Linked DNA regions of Homo sapiens: regions 2 and 3 are each linked to region 1. Evidence: chromatin contacts called from ENCODE Hi-C or POLR2A ChIA-PET data. All regions are on one chromosome and are shown on one strand. Each heading gives the region's core, a stretch centred on a gene start or an enhancer-like site at or near the end of the contact. The rest is flanking DNA. Distances are from core to core; before and after follow the strand shown. Region 1 holds the start of MZT2A (mitotic spindle organizing protein 2A). Region 2 holds the start of GPR39 (G protein-coupled receptor 39). Region 3 has its middle 12 kb from the start of ARHGEF4.

The links. Hi-C counts contacts between places; a loop is a spot of excess contacts on that map. ChIA-PET counts read pairs that join two places held with the same protein, here RNA polymerase II (POLR2A). Pooled maps may share reads with other maps.
Region 2: a loop to region 1 is called in a map of Caco-2, with 6 times the contacts of the local background. The contact joins the promoter of GPR39 here to the promoter of MZT2A in region 1. A Hi-C loop is called at or near these places in 1 of 168 maps with a recorded cell type or tissue (Caco-2) and 1 of 50 pooled maps. POLR2A ChIA-PET finds 5 or more read pairs at or near these places in 1 of 52 experiments (H1).
Region 3: a map of naive thymus-derived CD4-positive, alpha-beta T cell shows a loop between it and region 1 (4-fold over the local background). The contact joins the enhancer-like site here to the promoter of MZT2A in region 1. A Hi-C loop is called at or near these places in 1 of 168 maps with a recorded cell type or tissue (naive thymus-derived CD4-positive, alpha-beta T cell) and 10 of 50 pooled maps. POLR2A ChIA-PET finds 5 or more read pairs at or near these places in 1 of 52 experiments (activated naive CD4-positive, alpha-beta T cell).

What each region holds. Positions count from the first base shown.
Region 1 is chr2:131,490,780-131,494,194 of GRCh38, reverse strand. It overlaps MZT2A (mitotic spindle organizing protein 2A), which reads left to right and starts at 1,798. Exons shown (of 3, transcript NM_001085365.2): 1 at 1,798-1,988; 2 at 2,171-2,319. The coding sequence starts at 1,819. MIR4784 (microRNA 4784) reads left to right here and starts at 2,959; the gene lies at 2,959-3,035. It also overlaps the pseudogene SMPD4BP. RefSeq lists silencers at 858-1,047, 1,568-2,077 and enhancers at 880-1,673, 1,674-2,467.
Region 2 is chr2:132,415,297-132,418,711 of GRCh38, reverse strand. GPR39 (G protein-coupled receptor 39) reads right to left here and starts at 1,907. Exons shown (of 2, transcript NM_001508.3): 1 at 814-1,907. The coding sequence starts at 1,669. It overlaps LOC124905948, which reads left to right and starts at 1,668. Exons shown (of 4, transcript XM_047446885.1): 1 at 1,668-1,806; 2 at 2,176-3,292. The coding sequence starts at 1,668. The coding sequence ends at 2,897. RefSeq lists a silencer at 1,982-2,276 and an enhancer at 1,982-2,276.
Region 3 is chr2:130,822,935-130,826,349 of GRCh38, reverse strand. No RefSeq gene overlaps it. Among named protein-coding and RNA genes, the nearest start is that of ARHGEF4, 12 kb to the left of the region's middle. RefSeq lists enhancers at 85-660, 1,683-1,842, 2,003-2,052, 1,815-2,392, 2,393-2,968 and 1 more. Within about 2 kb of position 1,534, at least 3 of the 41 ENCODE cell types and tissues checked have a DNase peak (open chromatin) inside an H3K27ac peak, as active enhancers do.

The DNA of each region.
Region 1 (3,415 bases), core at 549-3,048:
AAGCTGGTCTTGAACTCGTGACCTCGTGATCCACCCGCCTGGGCCTCCCAAAGTGCTGGGATTACAGGCGTGAGCCACCGCGCCCGGCCTCAATTCTTAACCTAGCTATCAATTGCAGTGTTAAAGAAAAACGCCTCAGTCCTAATGCACTTGGTCAAGAAAACACTGCACTACTGCAAAATGATCAAAGCAGCATTAAACTGTGGACTGCTGGATAAGTGCGGAGCTCTAGAGATGATGAAGGGGAGAGCATCTCTGCTCAGTAAAAGCTTTCATGGGCAGCGACTGAAAGAATGAGGCCCAGAGGAATTTCTAGGAACTTTCCAAGAGAGGAAATTCAAACCCGAGAACTCCCAAGAGGTGTCTCCCACACCCCTGTTCTCTGACCCTGCCATGGCCACCCTCCCCCGTCACAGGTCTCTGCGTGCCATGCACCTAGAGTCCACTTCGTCGCGACTCTCCAACACCTATTTTCTCCAGGAGCTGCTTCGGACCCGTTTGTTTTTTTTGTTTCGTTTTGTTTTGTTTTTCTGACAGCGACAGCCCTTGGGCAACGCTAATCATTCCAAGCAAATTCTGTCATGCCAAGACCTCCCTTAACAGCACGCGCCCACTTGTTTCCAACTCTCCTGCGAATTGGGCTTCGGGAGCCTCCGAAACCAAGGCTCGGAGATGTGGAGCGCACAGGGGAAGGGTCGAGCTGGGACCCACACCCGGCTCTTCCTCCCACACCGCCTGTTGAGCCCAAGGCTCAATTTCAACACAAAGCTCTCCTTCCCTCAATTCCTTCAACGACGGGTAACCTTCAACGAACACCTACCGGACCAGAACAGAGTGTACGAGCGGCGCGGGAAGGTGGCACAAAGGCATGGCCCAGAGGAGTGGCAGGAAGACTCAGCCGGGGCCCTCCACTCCCCAGCCTGCCCGGCCTGGGCAGAGCCGCCGGGCCGCCCGAGTCCTGGGGCTCGCGGAGGAACGGAGATGGCCTCCGCAGGGGCTCGCGGAAGCCCCCAGGGCGTCGGACCGTCTCACGCGCGCGTCCCGCGCCACTCACCTGTGGGACCCATAGCGTCGCCCGCTTCAGAGGTGGAAGCCGCCATTCCGCCACCGCGCCAAAACGTCGTCATCAAGCTGCGCGCAGAGCCACGCCCCGCGGCCGGGCGGGAAAAGCGCTTCTACCTCTTTGGGCCGTTACCTCAAAAGGTACGTGCGCAAAGCGAAGAAGGCCGGCCGGCCGGCCAGGGAGGGGAAATGGCGAGGCAGGAGTGCGGGGGGAGGGAGTGGTCCTTAGCTGAATGCGCCTGCGTTGTGGCGGCCTCTGGCGCCCCAAGGTAGGGCTCACGCACTTTCTCCCTAGCAAGGAATGCGCGTGCGCGTAAGCAGGGTTGTTGATTAGTGCCCCCCACCCCCCCCGAAGAGCGACCCCTAGTGGTGCACCGGTGCGGACCAGAAAATTGCACGCTTTCTTGAAACAGGTATTGACTGAGCGCCCAATGTATGCCTGGCACTGGGCTGGGTGCTGCCACCTAAGCGAGCACGACCAATGCAAGTCTATCAGGGACGCCCTGACCGCCAAGCAGCTGGCCCCTGCAGTCCGCCATGCCACTCCCGACGCCTAGCGCGCCGCTCAGCACACCGTGAGCGCCCACTAACTGTTGGGCTCCAATGACGCCGAGGAGGCGGCCCCGTCCCCGCGCTCCCGCCGCTCCCGCCAGGGCAGCCCGGGAGGCCAGACGCTGGCGCTGCAGGGAGAGGGCGGTGGGCGCATCCGCTAGGGGGCGCGGCGGGGCGGGGCGCACCTTTCGGCGGGCCTCGCGGATGGCGGCGCAGGGCGTAGGGCCTGGGCCGGGGTCGGCGGCGCCCCCGGGGCTGGAGGCGGCCCGGCAGAAGCTGGCGCTGCGGCGCAAGAAGGTGCTGAGCACCGAGGAGATGGAGCTGTACGAGCTGGCTCAGGCGGCGGGCGGCGGTATCGACCCCGACGTGTTCAAGTGAGCGGGGCGGGTGGGGGCCGCATGCTCGCCAGACACCCCCGACCTCTGCTCTCCGGGTACGCCCGGCCCGCTGGTCGGGAGGAGCCCCCGCTGCCCCCGCCCCCGTCCTTGTCCGGTCTTCAGGGAGGTGGCCGCGCCGGGCGGAGAGGGCTCACCGGCCCCGCGTCTGTCCCCGCCAGGATCCTGGTGGACCTGCTGAAGCTGAACGTGGCCCCCCTCGCCGTCTTCCAGATGCTCAAGTCCATGTGTGCCGGGCAGAGGCTAGCGAGCGAGCCCCAGGACCCTGCGGCCGTGTCTCTGCCCACGTCGAGCGTGCCCGAGACCCGAGGTCAGAGCTGGGCCCGCTGTCCCTGCCCCAGTGGCGGGGGTGGCGGGCGGGGAGGGGGCAGGCGCGGCACAGCGGCGGCGTGGCCCTGAGTGGCCAGGCCTGTCTGTCGGTCGGTCTAGGCCCAGCACCTGCAGGGCCCATCCGTGGGCTCTGCTCCTGGGCTTCGCTGCCAGCCTTAGGAGGCACGTCCAGGTCAGGTGGACGCAGAGTGCGTGCCCCAGGGTGGTCCAGGCTGGGTAGGGCTCCTCCGCTTAGCTCCTCCCCACCTCTTCACTCAGGCCTTCATCCTACAAAGTCGGGAATCAAGACGGTTTGGGGCTGGGCGCCGTGGCTCACGCCTATAATCTTTGGGACCCCACGGCGGGAGGATCCTTTGAGGCCATGAGTTTGAGACCAGTCTGGGTGACAGGGTGAGATCCTGTCTCTAAATGTTTTTCAAAAGACAGTCTCGATCTCTGTCCTGTGGTATACAGCATCCAGGGAAGTGCCCAGGGAGCAGGGCAGGCAGACGTCTTCCTGCCTTTACCCCACCTGGGCCCAGTTCCTGCCTCTGATGATTGCAGGAAGAGAGTTAGACGCGGAACTCCCAGGGTGCAGAGGCCTGCGGGGTCTGAAGGGCCTCCTCCCTCTCCAGTGTGGTGACTGGGCTGAGGAGATGCTGGGACTGAGAGTGTCATGGTGGAGCCTCCGTCCCTGCTCATCCTCTCCGCATGTTGCTTCTGCTCCCGATGGCTCTCTCTGAAATGCAGCACAACCTCCCAGGCCAATGGAAGGAGGCCCAGAGCTGGCTCCCTGCCTGGAAGCAGGAGGAGACCCTCACAGGCATCATGAGAAGGCGTGGAAAGCAGGCTGCCTTCATGGGGGAAGTGCCAGGGCCTGGGCACCCACGCCCGCTGACCCAAGAGGGCCCGGGCACCTGCGTGCTGGCCTCTTCACTGACCCTCGCTCTGTCTGCTCTCTTTGTGTCTCTCTCTGACCTCCAGAGGCCTCCTTTCTCTCTGCCAGGAACAGTAGCCCCCCTGCAAGGCCCTCGTTTTCCTCCAGCCCGCAGCCTGCGGCCTCTCTGGTTATGCTCCACAGCCCAGCTGCCACACAC
Region 2 (3,415 bases), core at 658-3,157, 920 kb before region 1:
GGGTCAACAGACCTGTGGGCTCTTTTTAAATAGACGAGGCCTCAACTTTAAATACTTGTATCACAACAAAAGTTTGGAAAACAAGCATAAGAATTGGGTCTGTGAGGTGATTATTCAAATCCTAGGAATCGGTGAAGCCAGATTTTCTGGATCAGATAAACAGGCCGTCCTGCCAGGTTGCTCTGGTCTGGTAAGGAACAGACCCACAGTGGCAGAAACCCAAGCCCTGGGGAGTGCTGAGAGCTCCCATGTCTTAAGATTGGGTCGAAGAGGCTCCAAGGAATAAAATAGCAGCCCGAGAGTGTGTGTCGCTCACAGCCTGCTTTCTCCAAAGGAGGAGAAAAATGGGAACAAAATCTAATTGCACAAGAAAGTCTTCCCCGGGTAAAAGAGCTAGATAAGACGGTTCCCTGTATCTCTGCAGAACTTGGTCTTTTGCAAAGGACTTTCACCTGTCCTGCATTACCTAATTTGTCCGTCATATTCTCTAGTATTATTGTCCCCATTTTACCAAAGATTTTTGTGACTTCCCAAAGGTCACAGCAGTGATGTTCTGGAATATACCCAAACCTTCTGGGTTCTGGTCTCGTGCTCTTTTCACCATAATCTACCATGAATCCCCGAAACACAGAGAAGAAACATTCAGAGACCCAGAGCAATGCCCTCATACTGCTACAAGACTCTTCCACCTTAGTAAACTTAAGTGTGCAATTCTAGGGCAAGACTTGCCCTGGAGAGGGCCACAGGCAGTGGCACGGGTCGTGGGGGAAGGTTGGGAAGCTGCTCACGTGTTGCCCCCGACTTAGGACTCACTCAGGAAGATGATGGTCTGCCTCCTGGCGGTCCTGCTCTCTTCGCTCTCGGACTTCCTCAGCTGCGGAGGCCGCGTGCCCCCGGCCAGCGAGCCCTTCTGGCTTTTCATGAGCACCTGCATCATGTTCCAGCACATGAAGGCTACGGAGAGCAGGACCACGAGGTAGACCACGAAGGCGCCGAAGATGCTGGACTGGAACACGGTCCAGCGGCTGGAGAGGTTGGTACAGATGGACATATTGGAGGTCTCGGGCTGCTCGTGGTGGCGGGTGCTGGAGCGGTTGCAAGTGAGACCCCGGTGGCTGGGCACGTTCACCAGGGGGTACTCAGTACCCATGGCAAACAGCAAGGGCAGTGCCACCAGGGCGGAGGTGACCCAGACGAAGCCAATCAGCAGCTTCACCTGGCAAGGTCCCGACACAGCCTTGTACCTGAAGGGGTGACAGATGGCGATGTAGCGCTCAAAGCTGAGTGTCAGCACGTGCAGCAGCGTAGCGTAGCTGCAGGCCTCGAAGAGGAAAGTGTGCAGCTTGCAGGACAGGGTGTAGCTGGACGTGGTCAGGGGATTCCAGATGATGCTGTAGAACTCCATGGGCATGCCGATGAGGAACACCAAGATGTCCGAGCAAGCCAAACTCACCATGTGGTCTGTCACCTCCTTCTGCAAGTATCCTTTCTTCTGCAGCACCTGGGTGACCCGAATGGTGGCGCTGTTCCCCAGAAGGCCCATCACGAAGATGATCAGGTACACCAGAATAAGGGTGATTTTGATCCAGGTGGCCACCTCAAACTCGGGGACATGACTGTGATCAATGATTTGGGAGCAGTCACTGCCCGGGAGGCTGGGTGAAGCCATGAGAAAGAGCACCAGGCTACCAGGTCCAAAGACTTTCTCAACTTCCCTTTCTCCTCCCAGCAGCGTCCAAAATTCTTGGCTGCAAACTCACCTGCGTGGGCGCACGATTTTATCTCACTCGAGTTCTCCTCGCGAAGGTAACTTAGTATTTCAGGTGCTTTCATGGAAACTTGCTGGAGCAGCCCAACCTAGGAGAGGCCCAGGAGGCGCCTGGGTGTTGAGGTTTGGGAGTGTATGTGGCTGGGGCGAGGCGGGGAGAGGGCGGAGGAAGAACGTTCTAAACTCCTGGCTGGCTGGGAGTGAGACCGCAGCACCTGGCGCTCCGCCTCTGCCCCTCTTCGCCGAGGGCGCACTCCGCCTCGCAGCACTCCTCTTCCTTTCCAGCTGCCGGCACTTGAGAGCCCCGGTCCACATTCCCAGAGCACCCTCTCCCGAGCTGCGGGAGGCGGGGTGGTCAGCGATTAATCATTAACCACAGCGGATTGTGCTCAGCGGCCCGGCTGCAGACCCAGCCCAGCGGCGGGGTTTGACTCAGCACATAGGCACGGTCCCTGAAATCAGATCGTGGCTCTCGAGCTACGAGCGACCCACCCCCGCCCCACCCTCCGTCACCCAGGCGGCAGCCGCAGAGGCAGCTGCGGCGCTCCAACCCGACAAGCGTCCCAAGGAGGTGCAGCCCCGGGGAAGCTGGCGACCCTCCCGAGCTGGGAGAAAGACAAACTTCCTCTCGCCCGCACTGCCCCCACGTCCACCGCTGCCCTGGGGGCCCCCTTCGAAGGCGAGGTCACGGCCCGTTTGGTGGTGGCTTGACCGGGGCGTCCCAGAGGAGCCAGCAAGCCCTCGCCTCCTCTGTGGGGTGTTTGCCAAGGACAGCTGGGCTCTGCGCTGCTTGCAGCCGCTGCTCCAGGAAGTCGGCCCCAAGCAGGCTTGCAGGATTCACTATAGAATCCCTGCCTTTCCCCAGAGCCTGCCGGTGTTCTGCGCAGGGCCCTGCCTCGCCTTCCCACGGAGGGACGCGAAGACCCCGGGGTCTCTTCTTTCAGTTTCGCTCCAAGGTGCAGCCGCTTTCCCGGCAGCGGGACGTCTTTTAATTGGGGACATGTATATGGATGAGGATGGCACTCCGCCAGCAAGCCCCAGGTGGGAAGCATGCCCTCCGGAGGGAGCTGTGCCTAGAACGTCGAAGACAGCAGGAGGAGCTGAAGGCTCTGACAAGGCCGTCATGTAAAAACAGCATTAAGGATCATGACCTTTTCCCTCGAATGGACCCATTTTCGTCTTTTAATTCCACAATCAGAGGGAATGAGCAATGAAGGGGGAGGAAGGCTGCCTTATGCGTTCTAGGATGTTTAGCACCTGCATACACACATCCATAGGGACAGCCAAATGTCTCCAGACATTGCTAAATGCCCCTTGCCAGGGAGTGGCAAAGTCAAAGTCAGAACCTCTGCCTCAAAGGAAGAACATGGATCCCCTTTATCTGTACATTCTAGGGGCCTAGCACAAGCCCTCTGTGCTGAAAACATCTCTGAATTATCCCAATCGCCACATCGATGCAATCATTTTAAAGATGAAGCAATTCTGCTGTCTGGAGGACCTATGCTTCCCCAAGGCCATAAAAGAGTGAGTGAGAGCAAGGTCTTACTCAGATGTGGAATATAAAATAAAGTTAAATACATAGAAACAAAGAGTAGAAAGGTGGTTACCAAGGCCTGGGAGGGAGAGGAAATGGGGACATGTAGGTCA
Region 3 (3,415 bases), core at 285-2,784, 670 kb after region 1:
CGCTGCAGTGAGGCTCAGAAAGTGAGCAGGTGAGGCGAGGAACATGCGGCTCGCATCACTGCGACATCAGCGTCATTTCGCACAGTTCTGTGTCTGCGCTGGCCCTAAGTTATCAGCTACCCCTGCCAAGCGGGTTCCTCCAGGGAGAGTGACATGTCATCCATGCTGGTGCATCCTGCACCTGCGCCACGCAGGTTGTGACACAAAGCCAGGGTGATGGCGAGTGTGGAGCGGTCCTGGGGGCTTCCAGGGTGCGGCAGCAACAGAAGTGGAGCCTGACCCGTGGGGCAGGGCCCCCGAGGAGAGACCGAGAGCACCTCAGACTCCCGGCTCACGGGAGAGGACCCTAAAGGGGGACACGGGGGCAGCAGGCCAGCCTGGGAGCCAGGGCCAGGCTGGGGCGGGGAGAGGATGGCTGGGCCGGAAGGCGCCAGTCTCCAGGGTGACGCTGGTCTCAAAGCAAGAGGCCAGAATGGGCTTTTGTGTGCAGCAGATGGGGGGAGTGTGTTCCCAGGGGAGAAAGGGGTGGAGGCAGGAGCGGGCAGCAGGAAAGAAAGGACCATAAAACATGGCAGGGATGCCCGCCTTGCACCCTCACTAGGCAACAAATGGCTTTTACCCCAGGCCTAGGCCAGGGGCTGCACGCTCTGAATAGGGGACTGACTGGGGGCTCTGGGGCCTGAGAGAAGCACCCCATTGGGGTGGAACAGGTTTGCAGGCCTGCAGCCTTGTTCCCACGGCAGGACCTTCTCCCTCCTGGGTGAGAGGCAGGAGACGGCCAGGTGTAGTCGAAGGAAGAGTGATTCAGAGCCAGAAGCCCAGTTCTCTGAGCTGCAGACTCACCCTGCACTGTGGGCCTGCCCAGGCTGTGGATTCTGTGAATTCTGTGTCCCATCTCAGGGGCAGGCCTGGCTCTGAAGGGGAGCATTGGTTCTCGGGGGGTGGCCCTGCCTGACCCTGGCCCCACCTGTCTGTGTTTCAAGGTGAGGCCACTCGGGGTGGGCGAGGGCTCCTTTGATGGGCAGACAGCATGAGGGAGGGCGTCTTTTGAGGGGGACACTGCAGCGGGGCAGTGTCCTGCATGCTAGGCCTGGTGCCCACACATACCCGCTTTCTGAAAAAGGGGCTGAGGAGCCTGCCTGTGGGGAGGAGGTGAGGACCCCTCAGAAACCTCCAGGATTTCTCTCAGACCCCAGCGAAAGGCTTGTGCTGGGCCAGCCTTTGTGGGATGGGGGTCCCAGCCCCATCTCCCTTGTAGGATAGGCTGCAGGCTGAGCCAGAGCTCAGTGCTTTGGTGCAAAACCTGGGCAGGGGATGGGCAGGCAGCCCTGCAGCATGGCCCACCCACCACAAGGTGACCCCTGAACATTGCACCCGGAGAAGCTTCATCCTGTGACCTATGCCAGCCTGTGGGATGGACACTGGGTCCCTGTGCTTGGGACCCAGGCCAAGGAAGCTCTGAACAATGGGATATGCAGGGAGAAATCAGTTCGCAGACCCGCGGTGCCTGGCTCCTGGCCACTGCGATTGTGTGCCTGTGTGAGACGCCTTTACAGAGGGCACAGTGCATGCATGCATGTGTGTGTGTGTGTGTGTGTGTGTGTGTGTGTGAATCACTCCTGCTTACATACAAAACCTCAGAGCTCAAGCAAAACAAAAAGACTGAATGAGACCCATCCCACGAGGGGCACTTGAGAGCCTTTGCCTCTTGGTGACTCATCTCCCACAGGCAGCAGGAAACAAAAGAGATTCAGGGGTTTCCCCACAGTGTGTGTTTACGTCATTGTGAATCAATTATCTTCCACATGAAACATCACAATTTTCAAAATAGGAAGCAGTTTAGCAGATGTGTGTGAGTTCACAAGAACCTTTGGTTTTCACTGAAGAAACAGTCCTGGTGGATGGGCTGTAGCTGCCTGGGATGTCCTGTTCTATGTGTGTGTGCAGGCCCTTTGGGCAGCGTGGGGTGCTGGCCGCAGAGTGCACTGAGCTGGGACAGCTAGGCGCTGGCTGACCCTGTGACGGCTGCTCTCCAGGGGCCCAGATGCGTGGGTTCCCACTGTAGGCCAGGGACGGAGTAGCACTTCACCTGCTTCAGTGGCCCATTTCACAGATGAGGCCACAGAGGCTCAGAAATTACCCCCTCCAAAGTGTCAGGATTCAAACTGCATGAAGAGAGGTGTTTGCTGAATCCAAGAGGGGGCAGTCATGGGGATCTCTTGGGGGTCAGCCAGGTCACTGAGGCCCAGTGTGGCTGTGTGTGGCCATGGGGGAGTGCAGCTGGGACTGAGTGGTTGGAGGAAAGGCCCAGGGCATGTCCCCGCCCGACTACAGGAACATGCTGGGCAGGCGGGGACTGCAGGGCCAGGGCCAGCCTGTGGTTGTGACTGTAAGTCCCCCTCACCTGGGATCTGGGACCACAGGCCTCCCACATGGTCTCAGAAGGTCCCTTGGGGAACGGGGGGATTGAATGGGCGTTGTGAGTGAGCAAACGTGAAGCAGGGACTCCGGGCCTGACAGCGCTGGCTGCTCTCTTGGCCATCCTCCCCAGATGTACCGTCCCAGGTGTATTAAGTCCGCAAATCCAGGAAATGGCAGAGCCAGGACTTCCCCGGGCCCAGGGTGACCCCAAAGGCTCATAATGTGGTGCTAGAGACCAAGGGGAGTGACACCAGCTCAGGCACTGGGAGCATCACAGTGAGAGGCAGGCGGCACAGACCTGGCAAAGGAAGACAGAGCTAAGGAGAGGCCGGCCTAGCTCCCCACACAGATGTCACCTGGAAATGTGGTGACAACTCCATGACCCAGCAGGAGGAATTCTGGCCCCTGCACAGGAAGCTCAGAGCCAGAGGGGCCACCAAGGGGGTTTTCTCTGCTCCCTCGCAGCCAGACCCCAGTGTCTTCCAGGGGAGGGCAGCCCTAGTGGTCTGTCCACCCAAAGCCTGCCCCAGGCTGTCTGTCAGCAAATCCTGCCCAAGTGTTGGCTGGTGGCTTTCAGGGCTGCCCCACAGCCACCTGCTACTCTCATCCTCATTGGCAGCTGCAGCCTCCAGGGATTCCACACCCTCCCCAGCAGACAGATTCCAAGGGTACCAACTGTCCACAGGAGCCAGATTGGCCATCCCTTCCTAGCCTCTCCCTGCCCCTGAGAGTAAATCCCTTCCTCAATCCCACCCCCAAACTCTGCGTGCCTGCCCCACAGGTCCAGCAGTGCCTCACGGGGCAGACACCCAAGAACACCGTCCAGCCGGGAGGACACATCTTCATCTCCTTGGATAGGCAGGTGGGCCAGGCCCACCCTGAGCTGAGGCCTGAAGGTGCCGGAGGAAGAAGAAAGCTGCCCTGGGGTGGAGCGGAGGCTGCTCCTCAGAGCAACACAGCCCAGGTAGGTCAGGGTCCTACAGTGTCAGCTGGC